2 separate regions of the Homo sapiens genome follow, and region 1 is linked to region 2. A link is a contact called in ENCODE Hi-C or POLR2A ChIA-PET data. All regions are on one chromosome and are shown on one strand. Each heading gives the region's core, a stretch centred on a gene start or an enhancer-like site at or near the end of the contact. The rest is flanking DNA. Distances are from core to core; before and after follow the strand shown.

What was found. A loop is a pair of places that touch in the nucleus more often than their neighbours do. ChIA-PET counts read pairs that join two places held with the same protein, here RNA polymerase II (POLR2A). Pooled maps may share reads with other maps.
Region 1: a loop to region 2 is called in a pooled map, with 2.3 times the contacts of the local background. The contact joins the promoter of MESP2 here to the promoter of PEX11A in region 2. A Hi-C loop is called at or near these places in 1 of 168 maps with a recorded cell type or tissue (heart right ventricle) and 2 of 50 pooled maps. POLR2A ChIA-PET finds 5 or more read pairs at or near these places in 2 of 52 experiments (OCI-LY7 and WTC11).

The regions. Positions count from the first base shown.
Region 1 is chr15:89,771,906-89,777,723 of GRCh38, reverse strand. MESP2 (mesoderm posterior bHLH transcription factor 2) reads right to left here and starts at 1,392. Exons shown (of 2, transcript NM_001039958.2): 1 at 443-1,392. The coding sequence starts at 1,366. It overlaps LOC124903550 (a long non-coding RNA gene), which reads left to right and starts at 1,115. Exons shown (of 2, transcript XR_007064751.1): 1 at 1,115-1,434; 2 at 2,673-5,630. RefSeq lists a silencer at 969-1,128.
Region 2 is chr15:89,686,556-89,692,369 of GRCh38, reverse strand. It overlaps PEX11A (peroxisomal biogenesis factor 11 alpha), which reads left to right and starts at 1,616. Exons shown (of 3, transcript NM_003847.3): 1 at 1,616-1,793. The coding sequence starts at 1,738. WDR93 (WD repeat domain 93) reads right to left here and starts at 1,559. Exons shown (of 17, transcript NM_020212.2): 1 at 1,513-1,559. It also overlaps the pseudogene RPL36AP43. RefSeq lists an enhancer at 1,692-1,781.

The DNA.
Region 1 (5,818 bases), core at 143-2,642, 86 kb before region 2:
GTGTTCAACAAATTTTGGTTAATATGATTTTTTATGGACGATGAGTCATTCATGAGCCTCATGAATGAACGAATCTTGAAGAAAACTTGAAATCACCAGCTCTAGGCCCATCTACTCAGGAAATGCTGCCCTTACCCTGGGACTTCCTTCCCCCACTGCAGTCTTAATAGCACTTGAAGCCAGCACGCCCACCCTGCTACTTTCCACCCTCTGAGAAAGTCGGCGGGCTCCCCCTCTTTCCCATGGCTGTGAAGACTGCTTGTGGTGACTGTGGAGATGGCCTTAACTTCCCAGGGTCCCATCTCTTCTCCCACGGAGCCGGGGGTTCCTTCCATTCTCCCCTCCGTTAGATAATCCTGGAGTAGATAAGCTGGGATCGAAAAAGTACGAGATTCTCTGCAGACTGGAGGCTGGGGAACACAGCAAGGGCCTCCACACATACCTGGTACACTGCGGCCAGCTCCAAAGTTGCTGGGGCCGCCGTCCAGGGCACTGGTGGGTTCCGGGGCTCTGGGGACGACTGCGTCCAGGGACAGCCTTGGGGTGGCGTCCAAAGAGACGCGTCGGAGGTTGTCCCTTGGGACGAATACGGGGGCGACTGTATCTTGGGGCAGTAAGGGGGTGTTGCCCAGGGATCCGTGTCGTGGACCCCCCTCCCCAGGCGCTCGGGTGCGGCTTGGGCTCCGGGGCAGGCGGACGGGGATCCCCAGGACGCCTCGGCGAGGACGGCGGAGACCAGGCCCGGCCTGCGCCCCTGCCCTTGCCCCTGTCCTTGCCCCTGTCCTTGCCCCTGCCCTTGCCCCTGCCCCTGCCCCTGCCCTTGCCCCTGCCCCTCCGCCTGCGTCTGCGCCTCTGCGGGGCCACGGTCGGGGCACAGCGGGCAGCCCCAAGGGGACCCCGCGTCCCCGCGCTGCCTGCGCCGGCACTGCAGACTCTCCTCGCTGAGACCCAGCACGGCCGATAGGTGGCCGATGTAGCGGATGGCCAGGCGCAGCGTCTCGATCTTGGTCAGGCTCTGGCCGGCCGGCGCCAAGGAGGGAGGCAGAAAGCGGCGCAACTCGTGCAGGGCGCGGGCCAGCGTGCGCATGCGCAGTTTCTCCCGCTCGCTGGCGCTCTGCCGCTGTCCGCCCGCTGGTCCGGTGCGCGCTCGTCTGGGCGTCGTCGCGGCTGCCTCTGCGGCTCGGGAGCTGCAGCTCGGAGGCTGTGGCTGCGGGAGTCCGCGGGCGCCGTCGCAGGGGCACGAACCCGACGAATCGGAGGAGGAGGCCGGGGACGTGGAGTCCCAGTGGCCGGCCCAGCCCCAGCCCTGGGCGAAGATCCAGTGGTCGTGGCCGAGGAGGCTCTGCGGAGGAGGCGACTGGGCCATGGCCGGGCTGCAGGCTCTGGGAGGCTGGGTTGGCCACCTCCAGGCCTGAGCTTTTATGTTGACCAAAGGTGCGAGGTGGCCCCCCGCCAGGTTGCAGAGAGGTGTCAAAACCCACAGAGCCCAGGGAAAGTCTGGGCAGGGGGCCCCTGGGAAAGCGGGCCCATTTGCGGAGGTGTGGATTCTGACTCCTTGGGGGCTCTAAATGGAGGCCCCTGCAGCCCGGGAAGTATGGGAGGGACAATTCGCATCTGGATGGAGCTGCTAAGCTTCTCACCACGCTCCCACCCACGCCCCTGCCCCGTCCACTGCTCACGGTGAGTGCCCGGGAGCCCAACAGAGGCGGGTAGTGCCATGGTCTGTGGGTGCCTCAGGGACCCCGTGAGGAGTGGGTGCCTCTCTCATCACTAACCTCCCGGAGGTCTGTGCCCAGGACGCTGTGCCTACTGTTGTATTAAATAAGGCATCAAGACAAGCCCGGAGGGCCCTGCCCATGGTGGCTGAGGAAGAAGTGCAGGTGGGCCCTTCTGGGGTCCCCAAAATCCACAGTTTCTGATTTGTTGAGTGACACACCAAGAAAGGCATCTCACTGCCCATGGTCTGTATCTACTCTTGAGAAATGGAATAGATTAGGTTGGGGAAGAGGAGTTGGGTACCCTAGGTGATGAAAACCGGCGAAAATGGGTCCCCAAGCCGGCCTCTTTATTGGCTGTGACCTTGGTTAAGTTATTTAGCTCCTCTGAGCCTCAGATTCCCTCATCGGTACCAATAGTGATACAAAATACCTATGCCTAGGATGGTTCCTGGACTAAGTACAGCGATCCCTGTAAAGCACTTAGGCCCTGGCAAGTGAGCTGAAGGTTTGCCATGATCGTTTTATAAAGAAGGTACTGGCCAGGCATGGTGGCTGATGCCTGTAATCCCAGCACTTTGGGAGGCCGAGGTGGATGGATCACCTGAGGTCATAAGTTCGAGACCAGCCTGGCCAACATGCTGAAACCCTGTCTCTACTAAAAATACAAAAACCAGCCGAGTGTGGTGGCAGGCACCTGTAATCCCAGCTACTCGGGAGGCTGAGGCAGGAGAATCGCTTGAACCCGGGAGGCGGAGGTTGCAGTGAGCTGAGATCGTGCCACTGCACTCCAGCCTGGGCGAGTGCGAGACTCCGTCTCAAAAATAAATAAATAAGTAAATAAATAAATAAATAAATAAAATAAAAGGAAAGTACTTAGATTTCAAGGCACTAATGGACTTTATTCATTTAATTCATATTTATTTATTTATTCTCTTTTTTTTGTTTTTGAAACAGACTTGGTCTATCGTCCAGGCTGGAGTGCAGTGGCACCATCTCAGCTCACCGCAACCTCTGCCTCCTGGGTTCAAGTGATTCTTCTGCCTCAGCCTCTCAAGTAGGTGGGACTACAGGTATGCACCATCACGTCTGGCTAATTGTTGTATTTTTAGTAGAGACTGGTTTTTGCCATGTTAGCCAGGCTGGTCTTAAACTCCTGACCTCCAGTGATCCACCCGCCTTGGCCTCCCAAAGTGCTGGGATTATAGGCGTCAGCCACTGCGCCTGGCCGAATTCATATTTAGCAACCAGTAAATGTCGAGCACACAGGGTGAATGAGCTAGTCATGGTCTCTGCTCTAATGAGATTTCAGTCTTGTGGGAAAGAAAAGTGAACAGGCCATTGTATGACAGTAGCTGTATGCCCTTAGGCAGAGCCCTTAACCTGTTTGAGCTTGAGCTTCTGCTCAGTAAAACAGGAATAATGATAGTATCTACATGGGATTGTGTAAGGGATAGTTGAGATAGTAAAATTTATAAAGTAAATGATATTCTCAGCAACAATTACAGTTTAAAGGAGATTGTCAATGTCCTGTGTGGTCTTGGGGAAAGGGCTGAGTCCTGAGGCTAAGAGTCAAAAGAAGACCAGGGACATTAGGGTTCTGGCCACAGAGGTGAAGAAGTCATAGCTGGGCCTTGAACCATGCGTAGGATTTGAGTAGGGAGAGAGGCAGGTGCCGTGCTTTCCGGATGGGAACTGCATAAGCAAAGACCTGGCCTTGGGACCTTCCAAGATGCCTTAGGAGCAGGGCACTGGGGTGGTGATGTGGAAGGCCAGAGCACACCTGGGCTGGGGCCAGGTTAAGGAGTTGGTTTTGGGAGCCATAGGGACTTTTGAGCGGAAGGGTGATACAATTTTAAAAATCATTAGCTAATAACTAACTAAAGATCAACATGACAATGGTGTTCAAGAAGAGATTAACCTGCAGCAGCCTGAAGTAGCAAATGGCTTCGTAATTATTTAATCATTATTATCATTTTTTGTGGAGTTGGGTTTTACCCAGGCTGGTCTTGAACTCCTGGGCTCAAGTGATTTGCCCTCCTCAGCCTCCCAAAGTGCTGGGATTACAGGCATGAGCCACCAGGCCCAGCTGCCTTGTAATATTTTTGTGGCTGATTTTATTTTATTTTATTTTATTTTATTATTTGTTTTATTTTTGAGACAGGGTCTGTCGCCCAGGTTGGAGTGCAGTGACAGCTCACTGCAACCTCCGCCTCCCAGGCTCAAGGAATCCTCCTGCTTCAGCCTCCTGAGTAGCTGGGACCACAGGTGCACGCCACCATGCCTGGCTAATTTTTGTATTTTTAGTAGAGATGGGGTTTCGCCATGTTGGCTAGGCTGGTCTCGAACTCCTGGCCTCAAGTGATCGCCTGCCTCAGCCTCCCAAAATGCTGTTATTACAGGCGTGAGCCACTGTGCCCAGGCTTCATTTATTTTAATTTTAGAGACAGGGTCTCACTCTGTTGCCCAGGCTGGAGTGCAGTGATGCAATCTTGGCTCACTGTACCCTAAAACTGTGTTCAAGTGATCCTCCTGCCTCAGCCTCTCAAGTAGCTGGGACTACAGGCGCATACCACTATGACTGGCTAATCTTTTTTTTTGTTTCTTTCTTTTTTTTTGAGGGAGGGCGTGGCTATTTTCAAAAATTAACTTTTAATTACACAAATTATGTAACTACTACCTTTCACTGTGAGAAATGGAAACATTACAGATAAAGTTGGAGTCTCTTTAACCAACCCCATAAACCCCCAAAAGGTAACAGCTGTTATTAGGCTGTGTGTGTAGTTCCAGACCTGGCCAGTGGGTTAACATAAACGTGTATCCTTAGCAAACACACAGTAACCCTCCAGTTACATTATGTACATTGTTATGTGTAAATGTCAGCTTGTAATTTGTTTTTCTTCTTTTCTTTTTCTTTTTCTTTTTTTTTTTTTTCATTCAACAGCATGTTTCAGAGCATTCCATGTCAGGACATATTTTGCTGACTCACCCTTTAAAAAAATAATGGATCAAATTTTTAGTGGGGATAATCCCAGCACTTTGGAAGGCTGAGGTGAGAGGTTGGCTTGAGCCCAGGAGTTCAAGACCAGCCTGGGCAACATAGTCAGACCCCGCATCTAAGAAAAAAAAAAATTAGCCAGGCATGGTGGGGTGGGCCCTGTAGTCCCAGCTACTTGGGAGGCTGAGGCAGGAGGATCCCCTGAACCCAGGAGTTTGAGGTTGCAGTGAGCTATGATCGTACCACTGTGCTCCAGTCTGGCCACAGAGCAACACCCTGTCTCAAAAAAAAAAAAAAAAAAAAAGTACTGCCTGCGAATACAGATTTAACCAAAACCTTGGTTATAGTTGATCTAAATGTTTTAAATGTTTATCTCTTTAAATAATTTTTTTCTTTAGACAGGGTTTCACTCTGTCACCCAGGCTGGAGTGCAGTGGGGCAGTCACCGCTCACTGCAGCCACCACCTCCCGGGCTCAGGTAATCTTCCCACCTCAGCCTCCGGAGTAGCTGGGACTACAGATGTGCACCATCACTCCGGCTAAAATTTGTACTTTTTGTAGAGACAGAGTTTCACCATGTTGCCTAGGCAGGTCTCATACTGCTGGGCTCAAGCAATCCATTCGCCTCGGCCTCCCAAAGTGCTGGGATTACAGGTATGAGTCACTGTACGCAGCCCATGTAAATAATTTTAACTTTGGAAAAAAGGTAAAATGGCAGAAGGTACGGATACACCTTCAATAATGAAATTATGTCACTTTTTCTCCTCAGAATTTATTTTGAAATATATCGGAGAAAATATGCCCAAGTCACTGCTCTAACGTTATGATGAAGTAACACTTGGTGTTGAATAACTCTGGGCAAACAACTATCGTTTAGTTTATTCTAGCTGCTATGAATAAAGAAGAGAAAATTTTAATTGGTCCATAACATGAAAAGAAGGTGGGATAGATTTCAAACAGGCTTTCTTTGGAGAGAAGCAGTTAGTTATGGAACATTTCATGGCTTAAAAGGGTTTAAACCAAAATTTAAAAAAAACAACAACAAAAAACAACTATTTCCTAAGGGGAAATAAGGGACAACTTGTAAAACATTCACCCCTAGACT
Region 2 (5,814 bases), core at 367-2,866:
TACAAAAAATGAGTAACCCATGGGGCCAAGGAGATATGCTCACCCAAAGCCTAGTTTCCCTCTTCTGGAGTCTAGACCATGTTCAGGGTACCAATACCCCTGGAATTTACTGCCCAAATGACACCATGGCCTGCATGAGCCCTTCTCAGCTTTCACCTGAGGGCAGACCCAGCTGCTAATGTGAGCACTCCTCGATCTGAAAAGGTGGCAAAGGCATGGCTGCTTGCAGAGGTACGGGCAGACGTTGGATGTGGCTTGGAGTATCAGGATGGTATACAAGGCTCCTGGCAGGGAATGCAGGTGGGCACCAGAAACCAGAAAAGAAAGGGAAGTGGGAAAAGACTGGGAGCCATTTCTCCCCACACTGCCATATTCCAGCTGTGTTTCCAGGTATTCTAAGGAGTCTAGGGATTCTGAAGATGAACCTGGCCTTCTACATCATTATGAGGGTCTATTTGTCAATGTAGGAAAACAGACTATATTTTACTTTACAATTTGTTGCTTGATTTATAACTAAAATATTTAAACATACGGTGTGCTGGACTCCATTTGTACTCTTACCCAGGGCCTGCAAATGTTAGGAGCTGGCCTGACCAAGGGAATAAAGATTACGAAAATGTTCACCTTATTTTATTTTATTTTATTTTTTTGAGACAGCGTCTCGCTCTGTCGCCCAGGCTGGAAAGCAGTGGCACAATCTCGGCTCACTGCCACCTCCGCCTCCTGGGTTCCAGCGATTCTCCTGCCTCAGCCTCCCGAGTAGCTGGGATTACAGGCGCCCACCACCACGCCCGGCTACTTTTTTTGTATTTTTAGTAGAGACGGGGTTTCACCCTGTTGGCCAGGCTGGTCTCCAACTCCTGATCGCAGGTGATCCGCCCACCTCGGCTCCCAAAGTGTTGGGATTACAGGCGTAAGCCACAGCACCGGCCGACCTTATTTTGTGGTTATAGAGGGTACATTTTATAAAATTACTGCCACGGAGTGGGTAAGGCTCCTTTTCTTCAAGCCGCACAGAACGAATGTTCAGCGGTGCAATTTCATTGCAATCTATTTTTGCTTCACTTTGCTCATAATGACTCTTTTAGGATTTCCTCAGGTAACAATCTTCTTTCAATGTTCAATAATCCAAGCAGAACATTTTCTCACTTCATCCGCCTCCCATGCTAGGTTCACACTGTGAAATTGGCTTATCTCTGACCTAACCACTTCCTTCACCAGACATAGAGCTGGTGTAGCTCAAGGGAAAGAGGCACGGCGCTGGGAAATGATTAGGCCCCACCGTCCCAAGCAAGAGCTCAGGGGAGTTCTGAGGCTGGAGAGACCATTCGGGATATCACCCCGGGTTCCTGAGAACCTGAGATCTGCGGGGAGGCGTCAGGCATCCGGAAACGCCCGAGTCTGGGGAGACGGACCCCCTCAGACTTTCCTCTAGGAGACTCTACAGGTAAAGGGGAGTCCTGGGACTCGAGGGGAGCCCCGGCATCCAAAGGTAAGATCAGTTTTGCTCACCTGGCCGGGCGGCGTTGCGTCGCCTTGGTAACCACAACTTCCGGCTTGAACCGGAAGTCCGCGAAGTTGCTCTACAGAAAGTGTGCCCGCCCCCTCTGGGGCGGAGAGACTCAGCCCCTCCCCCTCAGCGGATAACCTGGGACTGACCGTTCCCTGGGGATCCGACGGGCCCCAGAGGACCCACGCCTGAGCCCCGTGCGACTCGTGGCCTTTGGGCTAGAAGCCATGGACGCCTTCACCCGCTTCACCAACCAGACCCAGGGCCGGGACCGACTCTTCAGGTGAGTCAGGTGCCAGCGGCCTCCGCCCCTTTCTCGCCCTAACTCGGCTCCCGTGCCTATTCCCCTGCACCCGGGAAAAAGGAGGTGATAGCCTAGTAGATGGAAGCAGGAAGGACGTTGCCAGCTCCTACGGAGGGAGTTTAGTATCCGAGCCCCTCCTTACCCTAAATTCAACGTGAGTGGGCCCAACGCACCCGCGTCCCGTCCTAGCCCCGTGCACGAAAGCCCCAGTGCCTGGCACCCTAGCCGCCTCGAGACCGCCGACGACGGGACACCGGCTGACAGATCCTCCTCCCCTCCTAACTTTGCTCTCCGGGCACAGAAAGATTGGTTCTCTCCACTCAACATTCTTCCGAGGGATCTCCTTTAAAGAGAAACTTTGGATTAGTATTTGTGGCTAGGGAAGCAAACCACTTGGTGTGACTTCAAATATCTCTCTTTTTTTTTTCTTTTGAGACGGAGTCTCGCTCTGTCGCCCAGGCAGTGGCGCGGTCTCGGCCCACTGCAACCTCTGCCTCCCGGGTTCAAGCGATTCTCCTGCCTCAGCCTCCTGAGTAGCTGGGATTACAGGCGTGCACTACCACGCCCGGCTACTTTTTGTATTTTTAGTAGAGACGGGGGTTTCGCCATGTTGGCCAGGCTGGTCTCGAACTCCTGACCTCAGGTGATCTGTCCACCTCGGCTTCCCAAAGTGCTGGGATTACAGGTGCGAGCCACCGCGCCCGGTCTCAAATACCTCTTGAAATGTTTGAGGAGAGACAGAAGTTCTCTTCCATTATTACCCAGGCTGTATCATTGAGATACTGCATGTGGAATAGTTTTGTAAATTGTAAAACAAAATATAGCGGGGATGAGACCACACCAACTGGATTGGGGGGAAATACAGTGGGGAGAAGCTCAGAAAGAACTAACTGCACCTCTAAGGTTCATGCTGTGCTACTGAAAATATTAAACAGAGATTGTGTCTCTTTTTCTTTTGGTTCCATAAGAAACGAAAAGAACTGAGAGATTGTATCTTTAATACGAATACAGTACTAGTTCATGATGTTTTAGAGATTTGGTTGATTCTTGCTTAATGAAAAAATATTTACAGTTGCAGTTTTATTTAACAGCTCTGCATTCTCTTCTGGGTGTGCAAGTGCTGATACAAACAGATCAATTAGAATGGCCCCAATAATGAGGCTTTTGGAAGCCATCTTTATGACAGCTATTGTTCCCAGTGTTTTGCAACTATGAACTTATATAACCCTCATCACAACCCTATGAGGTAGATACTCTAAATATTTTACCCACTTCAGATGGAGAAACTGAAGCAGAAAGAGGTTAATAGGTACTACAATGGCAGAACTGAGGGATTCACATCCACGCAAATGACTCCAGTGCCCACTTAACTACCAAGCTATACTGGCTTTCTCATTAGTTTGATAGGTTTTTTAAATGGTTACTTTATATACAAGCTTCATTAAATAGAAATTTCATTAAATAGAAACCTGTAATTCCAGTGTACCTAGAATGTACCCTGCAGGGTTTATCAAGGAAGTTGGTTAAAAAAATAATCATTTAGGCCGGGTGCAGTGGCTTACACCTGTAATCCCAGCACTTTGGGAGGCTGAGGTGGGCGGATCACAAAGTCAGGAGATCGAGACCATCCTGGCTAACATGGTGAAACCCTGTCTCTACTAAAAATACAAAAATTAGCTGGGCGTTGTGGTGGGCGCCTGCAGTCCCAGCTACTCAGGAGGCTGAGGCAGGAGAATGGCATGAGCCCAGGAGGCAAAGCTTGCAGTGAGCCAAGATCACGCCACTGCACTCCAGCCTGGGCAACAGAGCGAGACTCCTTCTAAAAAAAAAATAAAAACATTAAAAATAATAATCATCATCATTTAGGCCGGGTTCAGTGACTCACACCTGTAGTCCCAGCACTTTGGGAGGCTGAGGTGGGCAGATCATGAGGTCAGGAGTTCGGGACCAGCCTGGCCAACATGGTGAAACCCCATCTCTACTAAATATGCAAAAATTAGCTGGGCGTGATGGCACATGCCTGTAATCCCAGCTACTCAGGAGGCTGAGGCAGGAGAATCGCTTGAATCCGGGAGGCGGAGTTTGCAGAGAGCCAAGAACGCACCACTACCCTCCAGCCTGGGCAACAGAGCGAGACTCTGTCTCGAAAAATAATAATAATAATAATTTAAGATATGTTTATTCCAAAAGATCTGAGATCTCTAGCATTCATTTCCCAACCTCCTTGATGATCTGTATAACCTTTATGACCACACTGGCATTCATAAAATAATACCTTGCTTTCTGTGCCAATAATGCTCATGCAAACACGGTGAACATTCCTAAAACCTGTCAGACTGTAAGAAGTGTGGCAAGCACCAACCCCACAAAGTGACATAGTACAAGAAGAGCAAGGATTCTCTGTATGCCCAGGGAAAGCAGCATTATGACAGGAAGCAGAGTGGCTGTGGTGGGCAGACTAAGCCGATTTTCCAGAAAAAGTCTAAAACTACCAAGAAGTTTGTGCTAAAGCTTGAGTGTGTTGAGCCCAGTGAAGATCTAAGAGAATCCTGGCTATTAAAAGATGCCAGCATTTTGAACTGGGAGGAGATAAGAAGAGAAAGGGCCAAGTGATCCAGTTCTAAGTATCATCTTTTGTTTTATTATGAAGACAATAAAATCGAGTTTATGTTCACTTCAAAAATAAATAAATAAAAGTAATGTCTTACTGTTGGCCTGATCCTTATTATTAGACCAAAGCTCAGAAAGGCAGAATCATTGACATGACCAGTCCTGTAACCAGGAAGGACACTTAAAAAAGAGAAAGCGATTGTTTATGATTCCAGTCTTCTCTTTTTATTTCATTCCTAGTAACAAGTTCACTATTTTAGAAAATGAAAATGTACCGCATTTTTATTGAGAATAATATTTATAGCATAAAGGGATTCAAATGCACTTACAAGACAGTAGGAACCAGGCACCTACTTTATTAGTAGATTGCCAAATGGATTTGGATGTGTGACTATGTGATGTAAAATTTCTCCTACATTTATATTAGTAAGTCATTGTTATTTGTAAGCATGACAATAATCACTTTATTAAATATATAGTATTATTAAGCAGGATTCTGCCTGTATTTTATGTAAAATACGAATAAGTTTTGAAAGACAACTATGAAAACATATTTATACTAATTTATGTACTGATGTGTATTTGGTCCTTTCGTTTATAAAAAATTAAACAATCTTTAAACTGTGGACTTTTCATTTGGTTCTGGTTTGAGTTTGTGTCCTGTCACATAGATGGTAGGTTAAGTACATGGTAGAAAAGTTCATTTTAGAAATCTGAAAATCAGGCCAGGCACAGTAGCTTATGCCTGCAATCCCAGCACTTTGGGAGGTTGAGTAGGGCAGATCACGAGGTCAGGAGATCGAGACCAGCCATGACCAAAATGGCACAACCCCGTGTCTATTAAAAATACAAAAATTAGCTGGGCGTGGTGGCACACACCTGTAATCCCAGCTACTCGGGAGGCTGAGACAGGAGAATCGCTTGAACCAGGGAGGCAGAGGTTGCAGTGGAGCCAAGATCACACCACAGCACTCCAGCCTGGCGAAAGAGCGAGACTCGATCAAAAACAAACAAAAAAAAAACAAAGAAAGAAATCTACACTGGGGAAGAGAAGGAATATGGATCTTTGTAGACTTAACATGAGGGAGATTTTGTACAGTTTCTCACTTTGACTATATCCATTTCTCTGTGCCAGCAAAAGGCCTTTTGGAGGCACATTGGCTGCATTATTGCAGAATTTGTTTTCATTACCTTTGTGTTAAATTTCCATGACATGTTCTACCCTTTGGCTCTCCTGTAGAATGACTGTTGCAGAATTTTGCTTTTGTAAGAGTTGCTACATGAGAAATGGTCTTGGAAATGTTGTCTGGAGGCATGTGTTTCTCTTTCCCTTACTTCCTGAATTAAGTTTTATTTGGTTTGTAAATCATTCTTCTCAATTTTTTTTTTT